Regions from separate parts of the Homo sapiens genome. Here region 1 is linked to region 2. The links are chromatin contacts, found by Hi-C or POLR2A ChIA-PET in ENCODE. All regions are on one chromosome and are shown on one strand. The core of a region is the stretch at or near the end of the contact, and the rest is flanking DNA. Distances in the headings are between cores, read along the strand shown. Region 1 overlaps SLC38A4-AS1 (SLC38A4 antisense RNA 1). Region 2 overlaps SLC38A4-AS1 (SLC38A4 antisense RNA 1).

Region 1 (5,334 bases), core at 2,353-4,852, 93 kb before region 2:
TCAACTTCTTCCTGGTTTAGTCTTGGGAGGGTGTATGTGTTGAGGAATTTATCCATTTCTTCTAGATTTTCTAGTTTATTTGTGTAGAGGTGTTTGTAGTATTTTCTGATGGTAGTTTGTATTTCTGTGGGATCAGTGGTGATATCCCCTTTATCATGTTTTATAGCGTCCATTTGATTCTTCTCTCTTTTCTTCTTTATTAGTCTTGCTAGCGGTCTACCAACTTTGTTGATCCTTTCAAAAAAGCAGCTCCTGGATTCATTAATTTTTTGAAGGGTTTTTTGTGTCTCTATTTCCTTCAGTTCTGCTCTGATTTTAGTTATTTCTTGCCTTCCGCTAGCTTTTGAATGTGTTTGCTCTTGTTTTTCTAGTTGTTTTAATTGTGATGTTAGGGTGTCAATTTTGGATCTTTCCTGCTTTCTCCTGTGGGCTTTTAGTGCTATAAATTTCCCTCTACACACTGCTTTGAATGTGTCCCAGAGATTCTGGTATGTTGTGTCTCTGTTCTTGTTGATTTCAAAGAACATCTTTATTTCTGCCTTCATTTTGTTATGTACCCAGTAGTCATTCAGGAGCAGGTTGTGCAGTTTCCATGTAGTTGAGCAGTTTTGAATGAGTTTCTTAATCCTGAGTTCTAGTTTGATTGCACTGTGGTCTCAGAGACAGTTTGTTATAATTTCTGTTCTTTTACATTTGCTGAGGAGTGCTTTACTTCCAACTATGTGGTCAATTTTGGAATAGGTGTGGTGTGGTGCTGAAAAAATGTATATTCTGTTGATTTGGGGTGGAGAGTTCTGTAGATGTCTATTAGGTCCGCTTGGTGCAGAGCTGAGTTCAATTCCTGGGTATCCTTGTTAATTTTCTGTCTCACTGATCTGTCTAATGTTGACAGTGGGGTGTTAAAGTCTCCCATTATTATTGTGTGGGAGTCTAAGTCTCTTTGTAGGTCACTCAGGACTTGCTTTATGAATCTGGGTGCTCCTGTATTGGGTGCATATATATTTAGGATAGTTAGCTCTCCTTGTTGAATTGATCCCTTTACCATTATGTAATGGCCTTCTGTCTCTTTTGATCTTTGTTGGTTTAAAGTCTGTTTTATCAGAGACTAGGATTGCAACCCCTGCCTTTTTTTGTTTTCCATTTGCTTGGTAGATCTTCCACCATCCCTTTATTTTGAGCCTATGTGTGTCTCTGCACGTGAGATGGGTTTCCTGAATACAGCACATTGATGGGTCTTGACTCTTTATCCAATCTGCCAGTCTGTGTCTTTTAATTGGAGCATTTAGTCCATTTACATTTAAAGTTAATATTGTTATGTGTGAATTTGATCCTGTCATTAAGATGTTAGCTGGTTATTTTGCTCGTTAGTTGATGCAGTTTCTTCCTAGCCTCGATGGTCTTTACAATTTGGCATGATTTTGCGGTGGCTGGTACCGGTTGTTCCTTTCCATGTTTAGTGCTTCCTTCAGGAGCTCTTTTAGGGCAGGCCTGGTGGTGACAAAATCTCTCAGCATTTGCTTGTCTGTAAAGTATTTTATTTCTCCTTCACTTATGAAGCTTAGTTTGGCTGGATATGAAATTCTGGGTTGAAAATTCTTTTCTTTAAGAATGTTGAATATTGGCCCTCACTCTCTTCTGGCTTGTAGAGTTTCTGCCAAGAGATCCGCTGTTAGTCTGATGGGCTTCCCTTTGAGGGTAACCCGACCTTTCTCTCTGGCTGCCCTTAACATTTTTTCCTTCATTTCAACTTTGGTGAATCTGATAATTATGTGTCTTGGAGTTGCTCTTCTTGAGGAGTATCTTTGTGGTGTTCTCTGTATTTCCTGAATCTGAACGTTGGCCTGCCTTGCTAGATTGCGGAAGTTCTCCTGGATAATATCCTGCAAAGTGTTTTCCAACTTGGTTCCATTCTCTCCGTCACTTTCAGGTACACCAATCAGACGTAGATTTGGTCTTTTCACATAGTCCCATTTTTCTTGGAGGCTTTGTTTGTTTCTTTTTATTCTTTTTTCTCTAAACTTCCCTTCTCGCTTCATTTCATTCATTTCATCTTCCGTCACTGATACTCTTTCTTCCAGTTGATTGCATTGGCTCCTGAGGCTTCTGCATTCTTCATGTAGTTCTCGAGCCTTGGCTTTCAGCTCCATCAGCTCCTTTAAGCACTTCTCTGTATTGGTTATTCTAGTTATACATTCATCTAAATTTTTTTCAAAGTTTTCAACTTCTTTGCCTTTGGTTTGAATTTCCTCCTGAAGCTCGGAGTAGTTTGATCATCTGAAGCCTTCTTCTCTCAATTCGTCAAAGTCATTCTCCGTCCAGCTTTGTTCCATTGCTGGTGAGGAGCTGGGTTCCTTTGGAGGAGGAGAGGCACTCTGCTTTTTAGAGTTTCCAGTTTTTCTGCTCTGTTTTTTCCCCATCTTTGTGGTTTTATCTACTTTTGGTCTTTGATGATGGTGATGTACAGATGGGTTTTTGGTGTGGATGTCCTTTCTGTTTGTTAGTTTTCCTTCTAACAGACAGGACCCTCAGCTGCAAGTCTGTTGGAGTTTGGTAGAGGTCCATTCCAGACCCTGTTTGCCTGGCTACCAGCAGCAGTGGCTGCAGAACAGCGGATTTTCGTGAACCGCGAATGCTGCTGTCTGATCATTCCTCTGGAAGTTTTGTCTCAGAGGAGTACACGGCCTTGTGAGGTGTCAGTCTGCCCCTACTGGGGGGTGCCTCCCAGTTAGGGTGCTCGGGGGTCAGGGGTCAGGGACCCACTTGAGGAGGCAGTCTGCCCATTCTCAGATCTCCAGCTGCGTGCTGGGAGAACCACTGCTCTCTTCAAAGCTGTCAGGAAGGGACATTTAAGTCTGCAGAGATTACTGCTGTCTTTTTGTTTGTCTGTGCCCTGCCCCCAGAGGTGGAGCCTACAGAGGCAGGCAGGTCTCCTTGAGCTGTGGTGGGCTCCCCCCAGTTCGAGCTTCCCGCCTGCTTTGTTTACCTAAGCAAGCCCGGGCAATGGCGGGCGCCCCTCCCCCAGCCTCGCTGCCACCTTTCAGTTTGATCTCAGACTGCTGTGCTAGCAATCAGCGAGGCTCCATGGGTGTAGGACCCTCTGAGCCAGGTGCGGGATATAATCTCCTGGTGCACCGTTTAAGCCCATTGGAAAAGTGCAGTATTGGGGTGGGAGTGACCCGATTTTCCAGGTGCCGTCTGTCACCCCTTTCTTTGACTAGGAAAGGGAACTCCCTGACCCCTTGTGCTTCCCAAGTGAGGCAATGCCTCACCCTGCTTCGGCTCGTGCATGGTGCGCTGCACCCACTGTCCTGTGCCCACTGTCTGGCACTCCCTAGTGAGATGAACCCGGTACCTCAGATGGAAATGCAGAAATCACCCATCTTCTGCATCACTCACGCTGGGAGCTGTAGACCGGAGCTGTTCTTATTTGGCCATCTTGGCTCCACTCATGACAGCTCATTTCTATGTAAGTATATTATCCTTATTTTACCTCTGATGAAACTGAAACTTAGTAACTGGCCCAGGGTCACACTGCTAGAAATAGCTGAGCTGGAATTGAATGCATGTCTGTTGAATTACAAGGCCTGGGCTCTTGTCCACGTAGGGACAGAAGACAGAATTATGCAACAACGGGAGGAACCTCAGAGATGTCCTAATGCATCATGACAAACCCTCTGTCCCTCTCCTGCCTGATTACAACTCTGCCAAATACACACATTTCACAGACAAAAACACTGCTAATCAGGTCATTCAAATGCCTCACCAACTCACAGGTTACACAAATGGTGAATGTACTCATACAAAGTGACATTCAACAGTTTTAAAGATGAAAAATTATTGACTTTTAGTTTCTCCTCCACTCCCCTGCTTAAAGTCAACTTTATTGGGATTATAATTTGTATTCGGAAAACTCCATTTATTTAAGGTACACAAATTAAGAAGTTTTGAGAGATGTGTACACTCTTGAAACCACTCCAATGGTCAAAAAACAGAAGATTTCTACCATCCCCAAAAGATACCCTCTGTTCCCTTGTACTCTATTATTCCCTCTACCCACACCCCAAGGCAAAAACTGATCTGCATTGGTTGCTATTGATTAGCTTGTGTGTTCTACAATTTTATATAACTAAATTCATATTCAGATAGATTCCTTTGTGTCTGAATTCCTTCCCTTAGCATGATGATTTTGAGATTCCTTCATGATGTTTTGTGTGTTAGTAGCTCATTCCTTTGTATTGCTGGGTAGTACCCCCTTATATGGCTGCACCACGTTTTGTCTCTCCATTACCTGTTGAAAGACATTTGGGTTATTTCCAGTTCTTATAGCTACAGCAAATAAAATTACTGTGAATATATGTATACAAACTTTTATGCTGTCATATGTTTTCATTTTTCTTGGGTAAATACCTCAGAGTGGGATGGTTAGGGTGTATGTAAAGCGTATGTTCAACTTTTAAAAAATTGACATCTTCCAAAGTGGTTACACTCTTTTACATTCCCACCAGCAATGCTGCATTCCAATGCCTCGACATGCTTGCCAGCATTTAGTCAAAGTTTTCAGTCTTTTTAATTTTAACCATTCTGGTAGACATATAGTGGTTTTCATTTACATTTCTCTGATGACCAATGATGTTGAGCATCTTTTCTTGTGTTTATTAAACGTAAGAATATCTTCATTTGAAAGTGTCTATTCCACGATTTTACCATTTTCATAGAATTTCTTATTATAGAGTTGTAGTGTTCTCTGTCTATTCTGTATACAAACTTTTTTGTAAGCTATATACTCTGGTGGTTTTATAGTTATGTGTACAAATTCTTGGATACTCATCCACTCAAGAGGTAGAGCTTAATTCAGCTTCCCTTTTATATGGGCTGGATTTAAGGACTCACTTCTAACAAATAGAACATCACAGAGTTATGGGATGTTGCTCCAGAGAGTAGATGATAAAATGACCGCAGCTGCCATCTTTAGTGCACTCACTCACTTCTCTCTCTTCAGCTACTCACTCAAGGAGAAGGGAGCTGCCATGTCCTGAGGACAGACAAGAGGCCTTATGGGAGGCTCATGTGTCCAGAAACTGAGGTAATCTTCTGGATCTTCTACCAGTAGCCACATAAGAGGGCCTGAAAGCGGATCTTCCCCAAATTCAGTCTTTAGATGACTTTATCCCAGCCAACAGCTTAATTGCCATTTCCCAGATTTTGGCCCACAGAAACTGTGAGATAATAATTGTTTGTTGTTTCAAGTTTCTAAGTTTTGTGGGTAATTTTTTATAGAGCAATAGATAACTAACACGTAACATTGCAACAATTTTCTCCAATTCCATGGCTTGC
Region 2 (5,503 bases), core at 336-2,835:
GTTACTTTAATTATCATTGCTTCAATCTGCTGGCGACTGCTTTCTGTGGACTTCCCCTCCTCGCCATGTTGCTGTCCATCACCCTCTCCCTTCTCTGTAAGGGGCACAAAAGCACTGATCCAAAACCTGAATTGCTGGTTCTCTTGTCTAAGACCATTTGGTTACTGCCCAGGGAATAAGAGAAGCTCCCTTCCCATCCACTTGGCACAATGGGTCACATTATTTGCTAAAAGGCAACTAAATGAGACCAGGAGACTTTGTCATAATCAAGCTACCACCTCCCCCAACCAAAGTGAAAATGTGAAGACTTTTGGGCAAGACCAGGAGCGAGGACTTCAGGTGTTTATCAATTACTTCAAGGGCTAGGCCCTATTCCAGATATCTCCACAGCAACAGACCTTCTTTTGCATTTTAACTGTAGTCAGTGACTCCAAACCATTCCTCCTTGGGGAGAACATGAAGAACTCCTTGTCTGGTTTAGGATTTACACATCTGGGGAATCCTTGTCTTTACTAACCTGTTCCAGCTGCCCTGGTCCAGCTCTCCAGAGAACTCAATGTCACATGGGAGAATGAGGCACAGCTGCAGCTTGCAGTGAGCAGCTCCGCCAGGCAAACAGCCACCTCCCTTGTCAGAACAGAGAGAAACACCAGGCCCCTGGGGCTCTGTGCCAGAGGAATTTAGAATGTATTCCCCCTCTTGGGTCAGCCACTTCCCTGAGCCTAAAGGACTTCCCACGCCTGCTTTTCTCTGACCTCCCTGAGGAGTCACAGTTCCTCAACAAGCTAGCCACACTGATTTAGCATCCTTACCCACATGAACTATCTCCTACCCCTAGCCTCCTCCCATCTCCATCCCCAGTCTCTTTACTTGCTCTTTCCTATGCTTGGAAAAATCTGGCATAGTCCTTCCCATTCTGACCTTCTGCCCTGAAAGGCACAGATGGAGAAACACTTCTTCACTGAGCAATTACCTTGACAGCAGCCACATTTGGGGAGACAAGTAGAGACACCACCAGTTTTTAGGACTTCTCTACTTCTCCATAATTGGGTCCTTGTCATTAGGACTAAATCACCAAAACTGCCAGCAGCAGGGTGGTCAAGTCTCTCAGGAAAACTGTACTAGATATTCCTAATCTTTTCAAGAAAACCTGCTCTGCCCACTGGTCTGAAAGAGGCAGCTCTATCCTCCCATATGATCTTAACTGCATGGGCCATGACTGGATCATGATGAACAACTGACCAAAGAGAACTCAATCCGTTAGCTAGACAGTGGCTTATGACTCATGTGGTCCAGCTCAAACAGATGAGCTGGGCCAATCAGACCCTCACAAATTGTGTATCAAGACACACACAAGCCAGTTGCTATCAGTGCTGTCGGGAAGGCCACTGGAGTCATACGCAAGGTGAGTAAGCAGAGGAATTTGGTCAAGACGGGGCGGGAGGGAACAGAAGCATAGACAGAGGCAGAGATGGGAAGGCCACGATGATATGAAAAGATAGAGTAGCCCAGCTGTGCCTTCTAGCTCCCAGCCCCACCCTGTGAGGCTTACTCTACCTTTCATCTTTGCCCTATGACTTTCATTCAGTCTCCTTCTGGCGGAAGCTAGTTCAAACAAGGTTTCGTTTCTTTACAGTCAAAAGAATCTTAATGTAAGCAGTTTCTCCAGAATAGCTTCCTGTGTCTAAACATTTTTCCGGACGTGCTGCATTGTAGTCTGAGTCTCCTGTTAGTCAAAATAATAAATATAGCCATCACTTTCTGAATGCTTTCATTATGCCAGGCAGTGTGCTAAGAGCTTCATACATATTATCTCATTTTTTCTCATAGCGATGTAGTAGTAGTATCCCTGTTATACATGTAAGAAAACTAAGAATTAGAAAAGCTATGCAAAATTGCCCAAGGTCATGCACTTTCTAAGTGGGAGACCCAGCATCTGACTCTGTGCTCCTAACTATCCTTAGGATGTTGTCCTTTGTACAGTCAGACTGGCAGGATTAAGCATTGCAGCTGCAACCTGCAGGAATGTGGCTATAGGCTCCACAGGCCCTCCTGGGAGGGGCCAACATCCTAATGCCGTAAACCAACAAGGATGTCCAAGGTGGGACTAAGAATTATAGAGGCCACCACAGACACTGGTCACAACACCTACTCTCCCACCAGTGGGTCTCAAAAAAGATCAGAAGCATAAATCCCTTTTCCCATCTCCAGCTCATTACAGGATTCCAAGAGGAAATGTGAAAATGAAAACATGTTAGGAAGCCAGGCGCGGTGGCTCACGCCTGTAATCCCAACACTTTGGGAGGCCGAGGCAAGCGGATTACCTGAGGTCAGGAGTTCAAGACCAGCCTGGCCAACATGGTGAAACCCCCTCTCTACTAAAAATACAAAAATTAGCTGGACACTGTGGCATGCTCCTGTAATCTCAGCTACTCAGGAGGCTGAGGCACGAGAATCACTTGAACCTGGGAGGCAGAAGTTGCAGTGAGCAGAGATCACGCCACTGCACTCCAGCCTGGGCAACATACTCCACCTAAAAAAAAAAAAAAAAAAAAAAAGCAAGAAAGAAAGCAAGAAAAGAAAAAAAGAAAACATGTTAGGAAAGGCAGATGTGACTGCAAACTTACCTACAGCCCTGATGATTTTTTGAGGAACAATTCCTAAATATATTAAGTAATACAGAGGTAAACTTGATTTAAAAAAAAAATCTCCTTTATTTATCCCTTGGTAACCCTAAACATATTTTTAAATGAACATTTTCTAAATATAATGTCCTGGAGATTATTGTTAGGCTTCTGCTTCACTGATACACAATTCACAAAACTTATTTGTACAGGAAAAGATAAAAATCAATGCAGGTTGACAGTTAATAAAGTATAGATGGCAGCATGATATTTACTAAGTTGTCCAAGCCCCAATTCTGATCAAGCACTATTAGTTATCCTCCAGAGTATCTGCTAGGATAATAGAAATGACATTAAAAAAAGATGTCGTATTCAATAACACATTTACCTTTCCGGGACAGATAAATGACTGATATTGGGGGTCAGTGTATAACCCTCCTATGGGAAGAAAGACAATGATAAGTGCAAATAGCAATTAAATGTGCTCTAGAAGTTGTTGTGGTTTTGTTTTGTTGTTTTTTTTTTTTAAACTGGAGCTGTAATTACAGGGCTACTAAAGATGTGAAGTATATAGTTAAGGTTTTGTCAGCACTTTTATTGTAATACTTAGTGAGATTAGTCATTTTAGTTGTTCCCTTTGTATGCCAAAAATGGAAGACAGCTGTTTGTGCACTAAAAACTGCTTTTTAAAGGATAGTTCTCTCTGGTTATCAAGCATATTTTGCCATCAGGGAAACATATTTTAAAGCTTTTGCACTGTCAAAATGAAGTGTGTAGGAATGATTGCTTTAGCTGTTACTTCTAAATAACGACAGGAAGATCTAACATGTGGTAATACTGCACAAGGATGATACAAAGTATCTGGCTAGATTCACAACTATTCCAATTACTATCTCTTCCTGCAAGATGTATTTCTGATGGCACTCATCAGACCCTGAATTCATTCCCTGAGCTTGAGAGTGCTACAGAAGTGTTTAGGGCCAGTTCTGTGGCAGCCCTCATGGAAACAAAGAAAAGCCTAAGGGCTGGTAACCTGCATCACGACCAGCCCATCACCCAAGAACACAGCCAGCTTCTTTTGCAAGGTTGTACCTGTTAGTCAATCAAATCTAAATCTGAGAGTTGTGACTGACTTAGACCTATTCATCTTCCAAAGTATAAACCTTAAGAATTTGTTTCCACTAGTGCATTAAATATTTGCCATCTAACAGACCAAAAAGCCTGAAGCTTAACTAAATTTTAAATAAAGCTCATGTGTATCATTTGTTCTTAGTTGCAACATGTCAAGTTACCAAGAGAGGTAATATTTATCTCTCTTCTGTGGATGTTTTGAAGATCAACATCTTTTTTTTTCCAGAGGCACTCAATTATTTTTTTTCTCCTATTCAACCTATAACCTAATAGGAAATCTACTGCGCTGCTTTGCAGAATGAGTTTTTTTAATGGTCCTGACTCTTAAGGTTTTACTGTAGTTACTGAGTAAGACCTAAAAACATAAAACAATTAACCAACACTAATCAATGTACTAAAAGACGTCTGTGGCATGGATGGAGAGGTACAGCTCAGACCTGCTTTTAAGAGAAGAGTCACTGCCCATCTGTCAGGGCTGTGGGGAACAGACAACCTCCAGCTGTTAGCCTCTTCAGCTTGCAAGCCAAGGTCACACTCTTCTCAAGGTCACACTCTTGCCCAGACAGTAACTGAGCAAGGCAGTAGTACAGGACCTGGCCATTTACACCCAATGAGTGCTCCTCTAACAGGCTCTCTGCTACAGGACTCTTCACTGGACTGGCAGGAACTTTATCAGATCTGCATGCCATTTGATGGCTCCTGTGCCCAATCCTGCTCTTTTTCTTTCACCGCAATCACTTCTCAATAAACCTATTGCAGTCCTAACTATGTCTCAGAGTCTGCCTTCTGGAGATCCTGACCTGCAACAGGGTCAAAATATTAGCCAAAGTCAAGAAGGGGTTGGGACCAGGATTCTGCCATTATTAGAGGTGAAGAGGGTTTGGGAGAGGTATTAAAGTTCACCAGGGGAATTGTGACAATTAATGAGCTTTGAGCCCCACTGCCTTAAATGATACCTGCACGTGGAAGGCCAGGGAAGATCAGGAACCAGTGAAAGAGAGTTCTGATAAGACCACTCCAGTGTAAGTTAGGGAGGAAGGGCACTCGAGGAAGGAAGACGTGGTTCTCCACCATTCCTCTCCTGAGAAAGAGAGCTTTATAGTCATATTGTGGGCGAAATTCATATCTTGCACTAAGAAAAGTTCAATTGGAGTCCTAGCTCTCTCACTGATAATCCGTGTGACATTGGACAGGCCACTTTACTTCCCTGGATGTCCTTCTTTCACTAGGTCTGATGCTGATTCTCCTGCCCCCCTCACAGGGCAGTGATGTGGAACCAAGTGAGACAGTGCACAGAAAAGCATTTTATTGGCTGAACAGCCCTGTGATAACTACGAGAGGGTAAGGTCTTGTTACCATGGTACATATGAAGGGCTAGGAGGAAGAATATAAGATGGTGGCCAAGGGGTACCACCACCACCTCCTTCAGACACCAAGGGAGGGTGTGCAGAGCTCATCCCTTCTGAGGATGTCCACTCTCCCACTCCTCAGCATTGGACCCGAAGTCTAAGGACTTACGCTGTAGATACATTTAGCAAATCTCTTCCTTTTCAAATGTGTATCATTTATTCATTTTATTATTTTCTTCCTGACATATTTATAATTTAATCTGGTAATGTTAGGACAAAATATACACTCAACAAATATTTGGGCTGAACTGAGTTGATCCCTTAGTTTATTCTAGAGGTCTTTAAATGTTTTGTGATGCTTTCACAAGCTGCTTTTTAATATGGTAACGGACTGTTCTT

Evidence for each region. A loop is a pair of places that touch in the nucleus more often than their neighbours do. ChIA-PET counts read pairs that join two places held with the same protein, here RNA polymerase II (POLR2A). Pooled maps may share reads with other maps.
Region 1: a loop to region 2 is called in a pooled map, with 1.8 times the contacts of the local background. The contact joins two enhancer-like sites. A Hi-C loop is called at or near these places in 2 of 168 maps with a recorded cell type or tissue (gastrocnemius medialis and naive thymus-derived CD4-positive, alpha-beta T cell) and 11 of 50 pooled maps. POLR2A ChIA-PET finds 5 or more read pairs at or near these places in 11 of 52 experiments (CD4-positive, alpha-beta T cell, CD4-positive, alpha-beta memory T cell, CD8-positive, alpha-beta memory T cell and 8 more).

The regions. Positions count from the first base shown.
Region 1 is chr12:46,615,608-46,620,941 of GRCh38, reverse strand. The region is part of intron 3 of SLC38A4-AS1 (SLC38A4 antisense RNA 1); the gene reads right to left. Among named protein-coding and RNA genes, the nearest start is that of SLC38A4, 210 kb to the left of the region's middle. RefSeq lists an enhancer at 2,530-3,030. Within about 2 kb of position 3,602, at least 4 of the 41 ENCODE cell types and tissues checked have a DNase peak (open chromatin) inside an H3K27ac peak, as active enhancers do.
Region 2 is chr12:46,520,158-46,525,660 of GRCh38, reverse strand. The region is part of intron 3 of SLC38A4-AS1 (SLC38A4 antisense RNA 1); the gene reads right to left. Among named protein-coding and RNA genes, the nearest start is that of SLC38A4-AS1, 140 kb to the right of the region's middle. Within about 2 kb of position 1,585, at least 21 of the 41 ENCODE cell types and tissues checked have a DNase peak (open chromatin) inside an H3K27ac peak, as active enhancers do.